3 separate regions of the Homo sapiens genome follow, and all the other regions are linked to region 2. Evidence: chromatin loops called from intact Hi-C (ENCODE). Cell type or tissue: heart right ventricle. All regions are shown on one strand. Links, peaks and the distances in the headings refer to the core of each region. The heading gives the core; the rest is flanking DNA. Region 1 overlaps LOC105372926 (a long non-coding RNA gene). Region 2 has its middle 58 kb from the start of ZC3H11B. Region 3 overlaps LOC105372926 (a long non-coding RNA gene).

Region 1 (6,806 bases), core at 1,042-6,041, 70 kb before region 2:
TCCCACCAAATCTACAAAGGTTACCATGGCATTACCTGCAAGCAGCTTGCACAATATAGCAGACTTTGGGCAGATCTTATTGTAGTCAGTGTTTCCAGAAGTAGCCACTGAGAATGGACATGACCTTTCAAAATGCTGCTTTATTTTTTGTGATTGTGAAAATGGCAAGTGGCTGGGCATGGTGACAAACACACATAATCACAGCATTTTGGGAGGCTGAGGCAGGAGGATCACTCAAGGCCAGGAGTTTGACACCAGCCTGGCAACATAGTGAGACATCATTTCTACAAAAAAAGAAAAAAACATTTAAACATTAGCTGGGTATGGTGGGATGCACCTGTAGTCCTAGCTACTTGGGAGGTGGAGGTGGGAGGATAGCTTGAGCCCAGGAGTCTGGGGCTGCAGTGAGCCATCATGGTGCCAGTGCACTCCAGCCTGGGTGATGGAGAGAGACTTTGTCTCTATTAAAAAAAAAAAAAAAAAAAAAAGAAAGAAAGAAAAGAAAAAGAAAAAGAAAGGTAAATTATTATAAACATGGAGGCCAGGGCATGGTTCTGTAATCAAAGTATTGAGTAGAAGGAAGAAAAACAATTTTACTAACCATATATATATGTATGAAATCATTTAATCCTCATAATATGAAATCATTTAATATGAAATCATTTAATCCTCACAATAACCAGTTAGACATCATTGCTCTCATTTTACTGAGAAGGAGGCTGAGGCGCCAAAAAATTAATGAATTGAGTCAGGGCAGAAAGTGGAAAAGACACTGGACCAGATCTTAGAACCTAATACTTATTTCTTTGCAATGTGATATTGTGTAAGTTATTTAGCCTGTAACCTCTGTGTCTAATGTCTCAGTTTAATGATTGAAAAGATAATAATTCCAACAATAATATATTAGTGTACTACTTTATACTTTATGAATGTTTTTCATATTTATTATCTCATTTGTTCTTCACCTAATGCCTGTGTAGTAGCTGGCATAGTTGACACAAAATAGTGGAAAGTGCTAGAGTCCTGGGTTCAAATCCTGGCTCTGCCTTCAGTCTGCCCTTTCGAGATTCAATCTCATTTTCACTGCAGTCGAGATAATAATGCCTATTTGCAGCGCTGTTGTGAGATCTGAAAGAGATAGATGCGGGTAAGCATGTTTAACAAATGGTAGCTCCTATTAAGGGCCCATTTGAGGGATGAGAAGAATAATACTTAGATACTGCATGAGTTCCTCAAAGTTGCACACAACATTCTAGGCAGTGAGGTAAGGAGTTAGAAGCATAAGCTTTGGAGTTAGGTGGACTTGGGATTTAATTCTAGCTCCATTTCTTCTTCTTCTTCTTCTTTTTTTTTTTTTTTTTTTGAGACGGAGTCTTGCTCATCGCCCAGGCTGGAGTGCAGTGGCGCGATCTCGGGTCACTGCAAGCTCCGCCTCCTGGGTTCACGTCATTCTCCTGCCTCAGCCTCCCGAGTAGCTGGGACTACAGGTGCCCGCCACCATGCCTGGCTAATTTTTTGTATTTTTAGTAGAGACAGGGTTTCACCGTGTTAGCCAGGATGGTCTCGATCTCTTGTCCTCGTGATCCGCCCGCTTTGGCCTCCCAAAGTGCTGGGATGACAGGCGTGAACCACCGCATCCGGCCCCTCTAGCTCCATTTCTTATAAGCTGTGTGATCTTGGGCAAGTTATTCAATCTGTCTGAAATTTAGTTTCCGCATATGTAAAATTATCTGTAAAATAATCATAGCTTCTTAAGTGGGTGGGTGATGGAGATGATAAAATAAAAAGCACCTAGCTAAATGCTGGTCTCTTTCCTTCTTTACGCTCCCTCCTTTCCTTTCTTCCTTCTGTCCTTTCATTTGTAATCTGGTACATGCCCAATACATGTTAGAAGATCAAATATAATCTTTTTTAGAGGAACCAGCTTGATGTTGTAAAAAGCTCACAGGCTTTGAAGTTGAATGTGTAATGGTTGAGGTTGAGGAGTCCTGAACTGACCCCTCTAGCTCAGTGATTTTGTGCGAGTCACCTCACCGTCCTTTAAACCGACTCACCTGTTAATGATCCTTACCTTAAAGGGCCACTGTAAAGAGTGCAGGAGGGAGATGATTTGGATGGTGCTTTGTAGTGTCATAGAGCTAGAGAAGTGTTATACTTATGAATATGGAATTTTGGGCATTAGGCAATAAATTAGAAGATGTTTTTGTGAGTGAGGGCAGTGGGCCTAGATACCAAAGTTTTTAGAACAAAAGGAAAGTCCTGTCTCAGGCAGAGCTGAGACAGGTGGTTCAACTCTCACCATGTTGCTGTCATTGCTCATCTCATTAGCCCAGTCCTTCTCTGTGCCTGGTACTGCCCAGACTTACCAAAAGGAATCTGTAAGTCCATATGCATATGTATATTCCCAACCAATGAATTTAAAAAGTAGATTTTCTATCATTATTCTTACCAAAGTTTTCGTTGTTAAAAAGAAGCCTAATGGCAGCGAAAGCTAGAAGCTACTTCACTTGAGTGGGGCAATTCTCTGGTGGCAAGGACTGGGTCTTACTTATCTTTGTATCCTAGTGCCTAGCACAGTATGTTATGAACTTAGTAGATATTCAAGAAATAGTGTGAATAAGTGAATGAATAAATGTGTTTTTTTTCATTGACTTAGCACTATGCCCAGTTCCTCCCTTTGGAAGCCTACAGAGTCCAGGTGTGGCCAACTTGACCTCTGGCTTCCTTTGCCTTTTCATGTGAGTTGATCTGCCTCTGGGCTTACAGAGCTTTTGTTTGAAGAGTATCCTGCTCCCTTGGAGTTGTTTGTCTGATAGACTTTTCTCCTCACAGGATGATGATATCACTTGAGAAATTCAGCTCTTAAAAATTCCATCTCGTCTAAACTAGGAAACAAGCTCATCTCAGTCAAGCTGTATACCTGTTATTATATCTCAATAATATCCTGCCCTACTATCCCTTTTGTCTTTAGTGTTAAGAGAAAGAAGAAAAGCAACAACCCAAAATGACCTACATGAAACATCTCAAAAGTTTTCAGCACTTAGTTATTATCACCTCTCATGGGAAAAAGCCTTAGGCAAAATGTGGGAAAATGGTCCCTTAAGTGGAAAAAATGAAGAAAGGGAAAAAAATGAGATCAGTGAAAATAAATACAGTACAAAGCTCCAAGTGATTCAGTTTTGTTAAAAGTAAAGTGATGATAGGTAGAGGGAGTGCTCTGATTGTGAGTTATTTTCTAAAACCCCAAACAAGGGATTTGGAAAGCTGAAAGGCAAATCTGTCTCTTAAACTTCCCCAGAGAGATCTTTCAGGGAGAGCTAATATCTGTAGCTATTTTGGGAAGGTCACCTATTAAACAAGAACCTTGTGTGCTGAATTCATTTGGGGCTAGCACTCAAGGTCGTGGACATCCATGAATCAAAATGTTCCCGAATGTGGATTGTCTGCAGCCAGTTGGAATCTGGTGGAATTTCTTCAGGAACTGGAACACCATCCTTATCCCTACAGCCTCCACTGATGTCACAAAACTCTACAAAGGAGCCCTCCAATGGATCTCAAATCTTTCCATACATTTGAATGGCAGATCCATTTTATTCCAAGGAATGTTCTCAGGAGCAGAGATGTGTGGCCCAGAGGCTCACATATTCTTTTCTGGTTGGTGGTTGTGAAATGCACGGTGTGGTGGTAAAGGTCCAGGAGCCTGGCATTTCTTGAATTTGGACTTGGGCCAGATGGTACGTGACCCAGTGTTCTGGGGGCAGAATACTGGAACTTTGGTGGCATATAGCAGGTTAAAACATAGCTTGAGAATCAGATATTTCTCTCTCAGTTGCCTACTGATTAAGTGGCAGAGGACAAGTTAAGTATTTTGGAACTTACCGCCATGTTTAAATAAGATGAGTATAATATTTAGATCACGAGATTATGTGATGATTAAATTACGCAGGCAAAAAGTGTCCTGAACTGAACTTGATCAGAGTAAGTAGTAAATGTTGCTATTGTTATTATTCTCCAGCTAGAGAGCTGGGAAGAGAAACAGGATCACATATAGGATGTGAGCAAGAGGATGTTCTTCTATTGCTTTTGTATTTTCTTTTTATGAGGAATCACTGAATTTGCGTTGTTGAAACATTGTCACAAATGGAGTTTGTAACATTATTACAAATAGAATAGCATTTTGTTACTCCTTGAAACATTGATGCAAATGGATTTAGGTTCCAAGGCAAACCCAGAATGTTGCTGAAATAATGTGCTTTAGCAACAAGATTTTGCATTTTCTCTTTCTTCTCGTTGCCAGTGTAAGTGATTTAATTTGTGTGAGCTGCTTTAGGAGATTTATCATACTGTTTTTATGGGTAAATCCATTCCCAGCTACAGACAACTGGAATATAACTTATTTGTGTGCTGGAGGCTTCCAGTGCTGTTTTAGGAGGATTTTAATTGTGTTGGAAATCAGTACTCATGACTCCTGGTGAATATTTTTATTTTTTTAATCCTGCAGGAAATTTCTAGTGCTTTGGCTAAGCGGCTGGGAGGGAATCTCAGCCTTTGGCCACAGCTACCTTTCCCTTTTCTTCTCTGTCTCCTTTTCCCTTTGGTTCCTCTCCCAGGATCTTGGGTATTTCTCTGGGCAAATGAGCCTGCTTGAATGACTTCTATGTGGGGCTACTGTTTTGATGCTGCCTTTAAAAATATGTCAATTCAATAATTTTACTAAAGAAATATTTTTATAGTAAGCAGTTGGTTACTTAAGGTTAAAGTTATTTAACCAGTAACCTTAATCTAATTCATAGAGTAAGCCTATAACATTTCCCATTTCCACGACATCCTGTTTTCTCCTCATCCCTACCAGTAACAGGTATTATTGTTATTTTTAATTTTTTGTCAGTCTGTTAAATTTTAAGTGTTATTTTCTTATACTTCCTAATAAATTTATACCTATTTTCACATGTTTGATGGCTATTTAGAACTGTTCTTCTCTGGATTGTCTATATATCCTTTGCCTGTTTTCTATTAGTTTGTCTTCCTGACAATTTGGAAGAACTTTTTAAAAATAAATAAACTGTGGACATTAGCCTGAATGTGTTCTGTTTGGTGAACAAATAGTCTCTCTCTCTCTCTCTGAGTTTCCAGTCTTGTTAAAATGGCATCATCCAGCCTTATGCTGATTTAGATGACTTAGAATGGTTTTTCTTGCAAGATTGTGTTTTGCACATATGTTTAAGCCATTAATCCATATGAAATTCAGTTTTGTATGTTGTATAGAAGACCACTTTTATTTTCTTCTGGACACGTGGCCACTTATGACAGCAGCATTCATTAAATAATCCACATCTTCCATGCCTTCATTCTATTTTCACCTCTTATTTGTACTGGGATCTATTTCTGTATTTACTATTCTGTTGTTGTGATTAGCGTGTCTATTTCTACCATTATTAAATTGATCTGATTATATTGGTTTTGTAGTGTGCTCTGTGTCTTGTTTTTCCTTCTTTTTCATGTTCATTTTGGTTCTTCTTAGGCATTTATAAATCTATATAAACTTTAATAGGTATCTAATTACAAAATAACCCCATCTGTTGAGATTCAAATTGGAATTGCATTACATTATATATTCATTTGGGGGAGATTAATTTTTAATAACAGTAAGTATTTTTACTCAAGAACCAATGTAAGGAGAAATACAAATTAAAAGTAAGAAGCTTACTTCTCTCTGTAAAAATAAGGGAAGAAACTTCTTCCCCATATTCCTTTTCTTTCAGATTTTCTTTATGAAATTCTCTTTTCAAAAGACAGTTAGATATATGAGTCTGGAATTCAAGTGAGAAGTCTGGGCTAGAGCTATAAAACTGGGAGTCATTGGCATATGCTATTTAAAGCCATAATATTGTTTGAGATCACTAATCAAGTGCAGATGAAGGAAAAAAGGGACCAATATTAAGATATTGGGGAATGACAAAGAATGGCTAGATTACTGAGGAAAATTAGGTGATTAGAATTTCTTGGAACTAAGTGAAGAAAGTATGTATTTCAAAGAGGAGGGAATGATCAGCCATGCCAAAATGCTGCTTACAGGCAAAGTAAGTGGATGTTGGATTTAGGAACATGAAAGTCATTAGTGATCTTGACAAGAGGTCACCAGTGGAGGAGAGTGTTAGAGGTGAAAGCTTGATTAGGGTATGTTTAATGCAGACTTCGAGGATGACAATTAAATGTAATGTATGGTCCTCAATTGAATCCTGGATTAAAATGCCACCATCACTGTCACCATCACAGATACTATCATCATTATCACCATCACTGACAATAATAAAAAAATCTGTAAAGAACATTATTGGGACAAATAGAGAAATTTAAATAGGGACTATTAAATAATATTGTAGCAATGTTAAATTTTCTGATAGTGAGGACTGTATTGCAGTCCTATAGGAAAATATTTGTAGGATATACATACTTAAGCACTTAAGGAATGACATAATGTTTGTAATTGACTCTGAAATGGTTCCTCCAAAAGAATGTGTATGTGTGTGCATATACTTCACACTTAAATACATACATATATGTGTATATAAAACATGTATTTGTATATGAAGACTAGAGAGATATCATGGAAATGTGGCAAAATATTAATAATTAGTATATGGAGGTGGAGGGTACATGGATCTTCATTTTATTATTCTTATACTTTTTGGTGAGCTTGGCATTTTCTAAATAAAAAGTTGTAAAGAGAAACATTGAGAATGGAAGAAGAGGAATTAGAAACAGTGCATATAATTTATGTTTTTATCTAGTGCACAAGTAAAGAT
Region 2 (6,806 bases), core at 1,035-6,034:
TTGGTGGCTTGGGACTATAGGAGAGGCAAAGAAGATTATTGCAGGTAGGAACAGCAGTATATTCAAAGGCTCTGAAGCAGAAAATGTTTGGTGAGAGTTGGTCACGTAAACAAAATTTGTTCATGTTTTTAAAAACCTGGATAATGAGTGTGGCTCAAGATGAGGCTGGGGCCAGATCATTCAAGACTTCAAAGGCCATATCAAATTTTTGAAGTAGATTCTAAGGATAATTCAAAGACACAAAAACGTTTTGAGGAAGAGTGTGACATGATCTGATGCACATTAAGATCCCTTTTACCACAACTCAGGGAATAGATTGGGGTGGGCAAAAGTAGGAGCTGGGAGAGCAGCATGGAGGCTTTTTCAATAATTTGGGCAACAGAATTGGAGGAAGAATCCACTGGTAACCTTGTGTGCAGTAAACACCTCTCTGATAGTCTTTCTCATGTCCTTCTTAATTGGATCAGTGAGAATAGACAACTGTTCCCGACTCTTGCCTCCAGGCCATTGAATGTCTAGACTAATTTGAAACCTCTGGAGTTTGAGGTACCTGGAAAGACAGGTCCTATTTTAAACTTAATTTTATTCAGGGTGTTTCCTAAGAAGTGTAATTCCTCCTTTTGATGAGAGTCTGACATTAACAACAATAATAACCCAAGCCTATAACTCCTTAGTATGTCAATCAGAGTTTGAGTTTAAAAACTAAGGATCATATAATGTTCTTTGGAAATAATATTACAGCTTAATTTTTTTCTCTACCAGCATTGTTGGGAAGGACAGATAAAATAAGACAAACCATGCAAATGATTTTTGTATCAAATTTGACATCGCAGCTGTGGTGGTACGAGGTGAACCTTATAGACGAACAGACGTGAGTTTAAATATCAACTCCACTGCTCAACTGACTGTGTGACATGTGGCAGAAGCCTGCAGTTCTGGAGTGTGCGTTTCTTCAGAAAGTGAGGTGATATGGACAAAATAATTGGTACATGATCGATATTCATGATACGGCAGTTTCTGTTACTGCTGTGGTTTGAATGGGTCCCCCTCAAAAGCATGTGCTGGTAATTTAATCATCAATGCAACGGGGTTAATAGATGGGGCTTTTGAGAGGTTAGAAGGCCATAAAGACTTTGCCTTCATGCATAGATTAATGCCAATTATAAAATGGCTTGAGGAAGTGAGTTTGATCTCTTTTTCACCTTGTCTTTGCCTTTCTGCATTGGGATAACACAACAAGAAGGCCCCCACTAGATGACAGCCACTTGATCTTGGACTTCCAAGCCTCCAGAATCATGAGCCAGTGAATTTCTGTTCATTATAAATTATGTGGCTGGGCTAGGCATGGTAGCTCATGCCTTTAATCCTAGCACTTTGGGAGGCCAAGGTAGGCAGATCACTTGAGCCTAAGAGTTTGAGACCAGCCTGGGCAACATGGCAAAACCTTATCTCTACAAAAGACAAAAATTAGCCAGGCATGGTGGCACATGCCTGTGGTCTCAGCTACTCAGGAGGCTGATTGGGGAGGATTGCTTTACCCTGGGAAGCTGAGGCTGCAGTGTGCTGTGATCGGGCCACTGCACTCCAGCCTGGGTGACAGAGCAAGACCCTTTCTCAAAATATATAAACAAATAAATAATAAATAACCAAGTCTGTTATATTCTGTTATAGCACAGAACAGGACAAAACAGACTAAGACACTTGGTTTCTTCCTGGCTTTCCTCTTCCCTCTTCTGAAGGGCATCTAACTTCTCTTGGCTGCAACACATCCTAAAGATGTTCAGCTAAATTTTCTTCCATCATCACAGAAATATGAAGAGGATAAAGTAAATATTTTTTCCCTCCTTTTTGCTTCTCTTCTGTTTCTCTTCTCCTCCTCTCTCCTCTTCTCTTTCTTTTTGTTTGAAGGAATATTACAGGTTAGCAATTATGTCCTGACCATAAAACCTGGTGTCTGGCACCATACTGGTTACTTTCTAGGCATTAACTTATTTAATTTTCACAAAATCCCAAGAGGAAAGTATTAACATGATCTCAATTCTATAGATGGAAAAACTATGGCTTGCAGAAGTTTACTTACCCAATTTCACACAACCTGTAAGTGGTGGCACTGGAATTTGAATCCAGGCAATCTGACTTCAGAGATTTGTTAGTGCATTTTTTAGATTTCTCTGTCCCTTTAGACATTTTTACTGGGTGTGGAATGTGGGGACATTGGTACTGTTGATGACCTTGGTGGAGAGGTGGGAAGTCCTGCCGGGAAGTAAAGAGGATTTGGTGTTTATGAGTGCATGTATCTATGTGCCTTATTAATGAAAAATGGTTTCTCCCCTTTTATTGTCCACCATCTGTGTCACACCTGGAGGCACTCAGTATTTTTTAGAAATATAGATGATTCATACAACTATTTTCTTATAAAGTCTAACCTCCCAGAGGAGGAACTGGAGGGGAAAGTTCATTTACAAAGATCATCTATGCTTATAAAGGCATCTTAATTTGGTGAGTTGGAGAAAGCCCGGCTGCTAATTGATTAGCTTGTTTCTTGACCCGCTAATTGAGACTTGGTCTTTATTCACATGGCTCCTAGGCAGTTTTGACTTCAGTTGTGTGTCCTGATCTAAGCTTGCCAAAATCAGATACTGTGGGGTGTAGAGTTAACAATCTGGCAGAGCATCTGGAGATGTAATGTCAATGCCGTTATGGAAAACTGAGGAACTTCCCTCCCAATTAGAGAAGATTGTTCTGGTGCTTACTCTGTTGTTACAAGCTTGTTCTCTTAAATGCCTCTACTGTTACAATTCTAAAATATAAGACACAATTTTTTTTCAATAAGGGAAAACTGTGTATATTTAAGTGTTATTTATATTACAAACTAATACTCTCAAGTAAGTGCTTGGCAGTCACAAGTTGACTCAGTTAAAATAGTCCATCTAGGACTAGCTTGAACAACAGGGGAAGTTTCCTGTGGATCTTAACCACCCTTTTTGGAGAGTTAAGAGGTGCAATACAGTTTGCATAGAGGGAAGCAGGATCAGTAAAAGGATTTCTGACAGGGCTTCAACCTTTGTTGAGCTCCTTGGGTCTCTTGTGCACTCTGATCAGGGGTAAGCCATACTCTGTATTCTCCTTGGTATCTTCCTCTGAGTCCTTGTCTGCTGGGTGGTCAGCTGCCTCACTCAGTGCTTTATAGACACAGGGCCAGTCATAAGGCAGAAAGCAGGCCGGGTGTGGTGGCTCACACCTGTAATCCCAGCACTTTGAGAGGCCGAGGCTGGCAGATCACTTGTCAGGAGTTCGAGACCAGCTTGGCCAACATAGTGAAACTCCATCACTACTAACAATACAAAAATTAGCTGGGTGTGGTGGCACATGCCTGTAATTCCAGCTACTCGGGAGGCTGAGGCACGAGAATCACTTGAACCTGGGAGGCAGAGGCTGCTGTGAGCCGAGATTGCACCACTGCGCTAGTTCTATGGAACTAGATTCCAGCTTGGGTGACAGAGCGAGACTCCATCTAAAAAAAAAAAAGCAGTAAACATTTGTTTTCCATTTCCAAAGCAATGTTTCCATAGTATAAGAAGAGAAGAGAAAAAAGCCACTCAAGCCTTCTGAAGTAATAACAAACCATGAAGGTTTTTTTGTTTGAAAAAGAATATCTTTCTTTGAGGACTGACATGAAAATATCTTTAAAGCATAGAGTATAGAGCCTAGTCCTCAATAAATGGTTATGACCATTTAATTCATATTTTAGTACATTTTTGCATGCTTACCTGTTTGTCTTTCCCTGCTCTTCTTCCAACCCACCCTCCACTTCCTTCCCTCTGTCCTTCCTACTTTCCAGTATACAAGCTGTAGCCTACATACAACTTGGTAACCAACTTATCATACAATATTTTGTCTATTTAAACTGAGTAATCATTACTGAGAAAGCAGGGCCCCACACCCCATTCACTTTTCTTTTTTTAGATGACTACTTATCATTGTGTTCCTCTGTGTGGAGTCAGGAATAGAACTAGAGCTGGCAGCCTGTCAGCCCTCTGTCCTTATCGCCCTTCCTCATTTCCTCCTGGCTTTCCAAATGGCCGACAACTGGAAGCAGCCAAGTCCAGGAAACACACCTACTAATTTCAAAGGACGTATTTGACTGGGAAGTACTTGCATAAGCAGAATATTCTTGGAATTATACAAAATGAAGCTGGCCAATATGTGGTTGAGACCTCAGAGAAATAAAAATGTCGTCAAAATTGGACCTACCCTTTTGCTCCCTAGTCTTCATTTCTACTCCAGCTCTCTTCTTATTTGGTTAAGCAGTTGAGTCACAACTTGATCTCGATTTTATAGATGAAAAAACTATGGCTTGCAGAAGTTACTCACCCAATTTCACACAACCTGTAAGCGGTGACACTGGAATTTGAATCCAGGCAATCTGACCTCAGAGATTTGTTAGTGCATTTTTTAGATTTCTCTGTCCCTTTAGACATTTTTACTGGGTGTGGAATGTGGGGACATTGGTACTGTTGATGACCTTGGTGGAGAGGTGGGAAGTCCTGCCGGGAAGTAAGGAGGATTTGGTGTTTATGAGTGCATGTATCTTATTTGGTTAAGCAGTTGAGTCACAGCTTGAACTTCAGGATCATCTTGCTCAGAATCATTTGACCTATGAAATCAATGAGTTAGAAATCAGGTTGGGGTGAAATGATTTCTTATTTTCTTATTTGTTTTCCAACCCTGTGATTCTGTGAATTTTATGAACAGAAGGGGAAAACAATGCCATCAAATGGCATTTACTTTTGAAATTTTCCTGAGAGCCGCACAACTTGAAGTCTATTTATTCAATTCCTCTGAAAGTTGGGTAGTCTTTAAACACATGTCAAGGCAGCCAGACTTAATGCCTGTATATTTTACTAAGAGGTTGGTGGGCTTATTTGATTTAGCTCATGTGAGAAGTTTAATTGTTTTCTTCTTCTTTCTTTGCTGGCAGTGACTATATCTGGTAAAATAAAGCTTTGTCCAGCCACCCCCTTTCATTCTTTACACACGAGAGATGGGAACTGTGGATGGCTGGTGTTTTCTTGAGGTTCCCAATAGACCATGTGTTTCACATCAAGTGAGCTAATACCTTTTGAGCTGAAAACCTTTCAACGGCCTCAAGTTTCTAGACCAGACTTTACCTCTGGGCTCCAAACAGATCTAGTGCTCATGTTGGTTCACCCTTAATATTGGCACAGTACATGCTGATTCATGAAAGTAAGTCCCAAGACTTGTTTGGTATTATGCCTCAAGTCTTACACCCATTATTTCCCCCATCCAAGTCCTGCCAAACTGTTATGGGAGGCTCTATGCATGTTGATGATATTAATGGCACTGTGAATAATTATGCCCCCAGATCTTCGTAAGAACCCAATGAAGTAGGTATGGCTATTATGTGTATTTTACAGACAAGGAAGCAGGCTTAGGGAGATAAGGTCATTTGCTCAAGGTAGAAGAATTAGCATGCAGGTAAAGATTAAATCATGCTCTTTACCCCCTAAATCACACTTTTTCTGCAGCAGGAAATGTAAGTGCCAAGCCATGGGAGGGTAAGACGTTATTTTCTTCTTGTTTTGGTCAAATTAATTTAGAGCAAAAGTGATCTTTGAGATCAACCCCAATCCTACCTTCTTTATAGATGAAGGAGACAAGATTTGTGATGCTGAGTAATTTGCTCAAGGTCGAGCTACTGGCAGTGGTAGCGCCATAAAGAACAAAGGTGACCTGTGCTCTTTCCGGCACAGTATGCTGGGCAGGGCAAGAATCTGAAATTACAGAGGAGTGAGATGGTGCTGACTAAGAGTTAAGAGAGCTAAAGGTTTTTGTCCTAAATTAAAATGAGATTACACTTTCTTGAAATACAAATATAAATTAAAGGATCCTACATGTGGATGAGATCTGGAAAGCTTTCCTGATCTTCTAGTACCTTAGTAAAATCCACACTCCTTTTCAGGATCTCCAAGGCAATGCATGATCTGTCTCTGGCTGCCCATCCCAAGCTCTCATGGTGCTAGCCTCTTTTGAGACTTAGAGCCCAAGCTCTTTCGCTGCCATCTCATCTGCTGCTTGACCTGGTCTTTGCAGGGCTGGCTTCTTCTGCACACCTCAGTTTAAATACCTGCCCTTAGAGAAGTCTTTCCTGATATCGCTGCATGTATGCATGTCCTCTGCCCCATCTTTTATCTTTTTTTCTTTAGCCTTTACCACTATTTGCAATTATTTCTTTATTAGTCTGCTTGTTGAATGCTTGCCACTCCTTCTAGATTCAAAGTCCAATAAAGTCAGGGTCATGCTTGTGTTGTTCAACATCGATATGCTGGCACATTTGTTGAGTGATTGGCTGGCTGGTTGGCTGGTTGGCTGACTGGATAAATGAATGAATACATTTCCACCTGCCAAACCCCAAGTATACAGTCCTGAGAACAATATTGCCTGAAGCTCCCAATGGGGAGAGCTTTAACTACTCCAATTCCAATTCCAATTTATTTTCTAAGACTAGTAAAGTTAAGTTACTAACACTTCCTTGCATATTTTTTTTTCAAATAAACTAGCCAGTTGCTTAGCAAAATACGAAGCGAACAGGGTAGAAGGCGGGCAATATTTTTAGAGTAGAGGTGAAGAATCAAGAACTGTCATCCAAGGTACTGCATGTGAGCACCGTGTGCATACATGGGCCTGCATAAAACTTCCTTTTCCAAATGTTTAACAGTTTAAAAAAACCTCTAAGCTTCACTTAATGTCCACATACTCCTTCCTAAATCAAGATCCTCCTATGC
Region 3 (6,806 bases), core at 1,268-6,267, 120 kb before region 2:
AAGCCACTGCCCCTGGCCTAAATATATATATATATATATATAATTATTATTTTTTGAGACAGAGTCTTGCTGTGTCACCCAGGCTGGTGTGTAGTGGCACAATCTTGGCTCACTGCACCTTCTGCCTCCTGAGTTCAAGTGATTCTTATGCCTCAGGCTCCTGAGTAGCTGGGATTATACACATGTGCCACCATGTCCAACTGATTTTTTAGTAGAGACAGGGTTTCACCATTTTGGTCAGGCTGGTCTTGAACTCCTGACTTCAAGCGATCTGACCACCTCAGCCCCCCAAAGTGCCAGGATTACAGGTGTGAGCAACAATGACTGGCCAAAAATAATTTTTTTTAAAAAAGATTTTGTTCTGATTCTGATGGGGAATGGACTCTTTTCTAAAGTTACCAGCAGTTCTTTAACTGGTTAGCGCTACGTTAGGCATAGCTCGTAGTTTTTAGGGTGGCAGGTATGTAAAAAAAGAGGAGAGATGGACAAAACCAAGACAGCAGAAGTAGCTATTTGAGGGATTTCGGAACCCTTGACTGACAGTCACTTCCTGGGACAGTCCTGATTTTGCTGCTCTTTCCCCACCTCTTTCTTTTCAAGGCTTACTCCCTACACACTTACCCTAGCTCTAACCCTTCCTGCTGAGGGGCACCCCATTCACAAGGCAGCGGATACCAGATGTGAGGAATGGAAAGAAAAACGTTGTTACTTGATTGTTCTTATGAGTTATACACTCAGGCTCTTGGTTGGAGGGCTCTGATGTGAAAGCTTGGCTTCAAATCCACTGAAAAACTAGCATGATTGAAGTGGTGAACTGGAGATAGGGTGGGGGTGGCCTACCACGAGGACTAATTTGTTCTTTAAGTTTATCTAATGGTTTGTAAGGGTGGAAATATCTCTGGGGAAGTGTGATGGATTCTCCTAGGAAACTGACTTCACCAAATAATTCTTTTGAAACTGTTTTCAGAAAGGAGACAAGTGGCATGAATCTATTTACAAAGAGAATCACCTCTGTGTCTGTGACCCGAGAGCCATTCCCGTAGTGATACAACTTGGACATTTGTTCAGGAGGCAAGCGCTCACGCTGAGTGATTTTCAAAGCTGTTCGAGGGCATTTATCAGGCTTTTAACTCTAGGTACTCTTTCCCACGGTGTGAAGGCCAAGAGAAGGGATCCTGGGCTCTCTTCCCCGGCCCCAGGATGGGAATTCAGGGGGAAAAGGTCATCTACTCTTATCCCACAAAAGAAAACTTATTCATCAGTTGTCAAGCTAAGGAGCTTCGGAGTCCACAAATAGGGAAATTGCTAAGAGCTTATCAGTAGTGTTCACCCCCCAACCCAACCTGGGGCCACATGGAGAATGATGTTGGGGGCACCAATCTTGTCCTACTTCAGGTGAAAAGCAGGGGTGGGGGGTTCATTCTGAAGGGCTCCTTTGTTAAAATTCCTTCCAATTCCAGGAAAAACATGCACTCCAAAGCCATTATCTCTTTTACTTCTTACTAGGGGACTTCCAGGAAAGAGACAGAGGGAGCGAGAGAAAAAAAGAGGAGGGCAGAACAGCTGCAGTGAATTTAGTCGCCTCTCCAGTTGCTTTCCTTGTTGCAGAATATTTCACATCCCAGGATTTTCCTTCTTGTCCTCTGGACTGTTGATACACCCAAGATCTTAATATCCTTTCGATCACAGGTTAAAGACATGGGGTGGGGCCGGGGGTTGAGGGAGCAGAAAATTGTATTTTAAAGTTTTGTTCTATTTGTTTTATCAGCAATTAAAACTTTTTGTGGTCCCTACCCTGGGCCATGAGGCCACCCTGCTGTGAATTCAATCCAGCCTGACCAGCTAGGACAATGATCATATGAATTAATGGATCTTGATAGACCTCAGTTCCCCTCTTCTCGCCTCACTGAGCACAGCCCAGGCTTCAGTGGCTGCACGTGTGAGCATCCACTCCCACACTCTACCCAAATCACATGCTGAATTCATTGCACATGTGAGCCGTGCTGCACCTGTGGTCTGGAGATACCAGAGTAAATGTAGCTGTGCACCTCCTCTGGGTGTCAGAGGACCTGAGGTTGCTCCTCTGCCTCAATGAGGGGATCTTCCTTCTTCCCTCACATCTCTCCTCCTCTTTGAAGTCGGTAGCATGATTTGGACCCAGCCTCTTGGGAGAGGTGAAATACTCTTTCACTTTGGAACAGCTGAGGTTTGCTCATGGAATCGGAGGTGCTGAAGTCACAAGATCGTGGTGTGGGTGACGCTGGCGTTTCTTAGTAATGAGCCTTGCTGACACATCCCAGGAGAGGAAGTTAGGTTAGGGCAAGGCAAGTGAATGAAATTGATTAAAGGCTGCAACAGATTAAAAAAATTAATGTACTTCATTTAGGGTTATGATGTCTTCTTTCCTGGGTTAATCCATAGGCAATGTGGGATTAGGGCTCCTTAACCTACACCTGGAAGATTTCACGTCAGAGGAAGGTAAGATAGGGGAATCTGTAGGGGCTGGTCTGTGAGCCAGCATTGAGAGTTTAAATTGAGCCCCATAAGGAAAGCCTTCCTTATCTCCCATAACTAGGAATTACGATGGTGTCTGAGGAGGGGAGGCCTCTGGATGCAGGGTTTACTGTAAAACTGAAGGACAGCAAGGCTGATGCTCACAAGTGAGGGTGGAACAGGTATGGTAAAAGTGCTTTGCATTCAGCAGTCACTCAACAATGACTGAATTAAAGCTATTTTGTGATAAACTTTGTTTGATAGGCTACTGCCCCAGAATGTTTGCAAATATGCTCATTTTTGAGGTTCACAGCTGTCCTCTCCTTCCTGAGGTTCTACTGAGGCATCATTTACCTCCTGGTAGATGTGAGATGTGGTGATCACTATAGGGTAGGCAGCTTGGAAGCAAGGATTGGTGAGCAGTCTTTTGTTCTGAGTTACTACTGCAATGTAGGCCAAATTCCTCTAATTTTTTTTAAAAGACAGAGTGTAGATATTGATATTCTCATTTCCTTTGGAGCTAGAGTAACCCAGAGTAATAAAACCCCTTGGGCAAGCAAAGCAAACACAACTCAAGACAAACCACTTGCACGAGAGGCTTCAAATGGTGATTTAGATTTAGAAAGTTAAGTGATGGGATCTTGAAGACCACATATTCCTTGGGAAAGGCACATGATCTGGCCAGCCTGAAATGCATCATCAGCCCCTTTGAGGAGGTCAGTGACCCATGTTAATGTAAGGTATAAAATTCCAGGTTGTGGAATTCGGTGGTGCAACTCATGAGGGTTCCTACATTATAGCAATCTTTAAATGGTTTGATAAAGTTGAGAGAGAGAAACAAAACTGAAGATTCTTTTTTCTCTCTGAGTAATGAGACTCTTGGATGAAAGGCTTTTTCTATATATGGTTTTTAATCTTCATTTTCCACTTTCTGGTACCCAGATCGGCGCAGGGGAGATCTTTAACTTGGATAGCAGTTTGTATTTCTAATTCAGCCCCAGATTAGTCTCCTATTGTGTATATGAGATGTTGAACACAAAAGAAAACTGCCTGAGAGTGTGAGTTGTGGAGGTGGCTGGGCCAGATGCTTGCCTGAGTGATGAGCTGCAGATATCGGCTCAAGTGGAATACTAAAAAGGGCTGGTACATGACTCCAACATCATTGAATTTCCTTTTTCTCCTGCCAGTGGACATGACAACTGAGGATAAGGTGGCTGGGAGACCATGAGGGCAAATGTGACACAAGGCAGGAGTCTTGCCCGAGCTTGTCAGCTGGTTCTTATTTCCTCATGCTGCAGGAGCCTTCTCTGGTAGGGCAGAAAGACAATGAGATCTCCATGCGATTTTATGGATCAGTTTTCACTTTTCCAGATGCAAAGAGAGGAGCCATAATTACCTTGCATATGTTTTGATAGCATCCCTTGGGCAAGTGGAAGGGGTAACTCACAACAGATAAACTCTGCTTTTGCTCCAGAAATGTCTCCTGCATCTGCAACAGGGGGGTGTTGAGTGATGCTATAGGCAGCTGGAAGGGCTCATTTATTTGACCTAATTATTCCCAGTGTAGACCTGACTCATCATAATGGGCTCTTCTTCAAAGGAAATGAGAGCCAGATTGTCTCCTTGGCAGCAATGGAAAACAAATGCTATCCACAGAATGGCTGTTAGATTAAAAAAAGGTGCAACTTGCCTTTGGGGCCAGCTGATGTTTAATGATGTTACCAAGAATAGAGGACTGGAAAGAGAGTAGTGTCAACTTCTGACATTGTAGCTTTCTAAAAATGTTCTTAATAAAATTAACTTACCATTGGATGCCATGAACAAAAGTAACCACATACTCAGAATCCAAGGAAAAATGGAAGCCTTGGGGTGTTTTTATTAATAATCGATGAAATCTCTATGGGTACAATGGAGGACTTTTCACATAGAGACCTTATTATTTCTTAATCCTCTTGGATGCTCTATTGAAGGATTAAAATGATCTTTTTTTCCTAAGGGATGGAGAAATGGAGAAAGAGAGTTGAAATAACTCTCCTATTACCATCAAGCAAATCAAACACAGAATGGGACCAGCATGCCACATTCCCTCTGTGAAGCCTTGGAGTGCAACTGCATTAGCTCAATGGTGCATTTCACAACGTCACAACTTCATCTCAGATCATCACAAATTGTCCATATTGAAACCTGGGTGCAATGAGAATAATCACTTAAATTTTCTCTGGTCCCACTTTTCTGCTTTACAGTGGTAGTTGAGAATGTCATACCCCTAAGGACATGGGGAAGATGTGTCCTTGACTGATTGATCCCTGTGACACAGTCTGACACTTTGCTTTTGTTCAGCAATTCTCAAAGCACTGGATTGCAATGATGCCCTGTTGACAGCACTGTTCAAAAGTCGACCTGTTGTTGCTGGAACCTCCAAGAATACAGTGTTTGATCTCAGCCAGGATCCTGTCTTGGAAGAGGAGAGGGAATCCCAAAAACTACTTGTGAAGAAGATCCCATTGTTCAATCAAATCCTCGTCACTGTAGCAATCCATGCATGCCATTGCAGTTGGCATTCTGACACGTGTACACAGTGTTTTCATCTCTTCCCTGGAGTTGCAGCCAAAGCCTGAGATTCCTTTCGACACGACCCTGAAAAAACTCTGGGTTTGTGCTCCCCTCTGCTCTGCAATAACATACCAGCTCTGTGATGTGGCCAATGTTTACCTAGTTGGTGGGAGGACTTTTTAATATCAAAAGGAAAACATTTCTTCTGCATTCCACATAGGTAAGATGTGGTTTGCTGTTGTGCAGGGATAAGGATTTGGGGTGGGGAAGGGATGAAGAAAAGAAAAACAATCCCCCCACCCATGTTTTTTTTTGAAATTTTCAGGGCTAAAGTGATGGGTCAGAGTAGGTGAGCAAAAAAAAAAAAAAAATCATCAAGCAATGCGGGAAGATGAAAGATGAACAGACTTTGTTTTAAAGAGTCACAGTCATGACTGAGCATATGTTTCCTTTGCATTCAGTTCCAAAAATAGATGATTAGTAGTGAGAAGCAACTGGTTTCTGATACTTATCAGAGGTCAGTTAATATCATTTCCAACTGTTGGGGTTAGATATAGGGTAGGCTGTATATCTAATGGAAAGAGATTATAAAACTTCATGGTACCTTGGATTATATTTCACAAAGCTGTTTCTGGCCAGACAAAGCAGTTAGCTAAGTAAGAGGAATTTGCCCAAGGATAAAAGGGGCTGGTAAGTTGTAGTGATCTTTTTAGATACTCTCTGTTTTAAATAGTATGAATACACTGGCAGTTTATCAGTTATCATGGAACAGTGGGGGCCAGGGAGTGAGGGATGAGCAGGAGGGGACACACTGAAGACCAATTGGGTGAAGAAGCGGGTCCAGCTGGGTATAGAAATCAGTGCTCTATTTTCTCCATAGACCCCACAAATGGTAGCTTGCAGGCTAGAGATTCTCTGAACCTCTAATGTTACCTAGAAACCTGAAGAGGCTGAGGGTGCCCTGTTCTTAGGGAAAGAACAACCTTGCTTTAAGTTATGTTGTTAAATGTTTTGTCAGTTTGATTTAGTTTGTTAATTTCTCCAAAGCAGAATCTGCCAAGGACATTCCCAAAGATCTACTTACTTATTAGAGAAACCAAGAGAGTCCCAGCAGCACAGAGGGATCGAGAAGACTGAGAACAGAACTGGAGGTGAGAATATGGCCACAGGAGACCCCAGGACTTAACAAATGCACTGGTTTGACTTATTTTCTGGATATTTTCTGGATGTATATACTGCCTTTACTTCTCTTTAAAATAGGGGCAGTGCTAGAGGTATTGACGTTTCTTGAAATGTTCACAAGTCCTTGACACAGACTTCAGGGACTTGCAGTGATCTATGTAGACTGGATATGCTTCAAGTGGAAGGTTGTTGACTTTATTTTGGTCCCTAGGGTTAACATCCCACCTTATGGATTATTCAAGTTAAACTCTCAACAGCTGTTAGGGCTTTGTACTTCCACAGAGCTCAATCTTTCAGTTGACTGCTCATTGCTGAGCCCTGTACCATGCACTCTGGGAGTAATATAGGAAGTCTCTTCCTTAGGCATTGATTTGCAAAGGCTGAGTAGGTGAGAGTATGAAGGCGTGTAGGGGTATGGGCTAACTTTTTTTTTTTGATTGGGATCTCACTCTGCTCTCCACGCTGGGGTGCAATGGTGTGATCATAGCTCATGATAACTTCATACTTGAGCTCAAGTGATCCTTCAACCTCAGGCTCCCCAGTAACTAGGACCACAGGTGCATGTCACTACACCAGGA

The links. Peaks named below come from ENCODE experiments on the same cell type or tissue, not always from the same donor. Only the 100,000 strongest peaks of a DNase experiment are listed, where the experiment ranks them.
Region 1: it touches region 2 in a loop (2.7-fold over the local background); 11 of 110 quality-filtered maps call a loop at or near these places.
Region 3: it touches region 2 in a loop (2.5-fold over the local background); 18 of 110 quality-filtered maps call a loop at or near these places.

Annotation. Positions count from the first base shown.
Region 1 is chr1:219,738,084-219,744,889 of GRCh38, reverse strand. All of the region lies in intron 5 of LOC105372926 (a long non-coding RNA gene), which reads left to right. Among named protein-coding and RNA genes, the nearest start is that of ZC3H11B, 130 kb to the right of the region's middle. In heart right ventricle, for the core only: no CTCF peak of the experiment used is centred there; DNase peaks (open chromatin) are centred at 3,433 and 3,687; H3K4me3 peaks cover 2,679 bases; H3K27ac peaks cover 3,275 bases.
Region 2 is chr1:219,668,177-219,674,982 of GRCh38, reverse strand. No RefSeq gene overlaps it. Among named protein-coding and RNA genes, the nearest start is that of ZC3H11B, 58 kb to the right of the region's middle. In heart right ventricle, for the core only: no CTCF peak of the experiment used is centred there; a DNase peak (open chromatin) is centred at 4,042; H3K27ac peaks cover 1,691 bases.
Region 3 is chr1:219,789,739-219,796,544 of GRCh38, reverse strand. It overlaps LOC105372926 (a long non-coding RNA gene), which reads left to right. Exons shown (of 6, transcript XR_001738473.2): 4 at 968-5,266; 5 at 6,097-6,197. Among named protein-coding and RNA genes, the nearest start is that of SLC30A10, 140 kb to the left of the region's middle. RefSeq lists an enhancer at 2,056-2,205. In heart right ventricle, for the core only: no CTCF peak of the experiment used is centred there; a DNase peak (open chromatin) is centred at 3,730.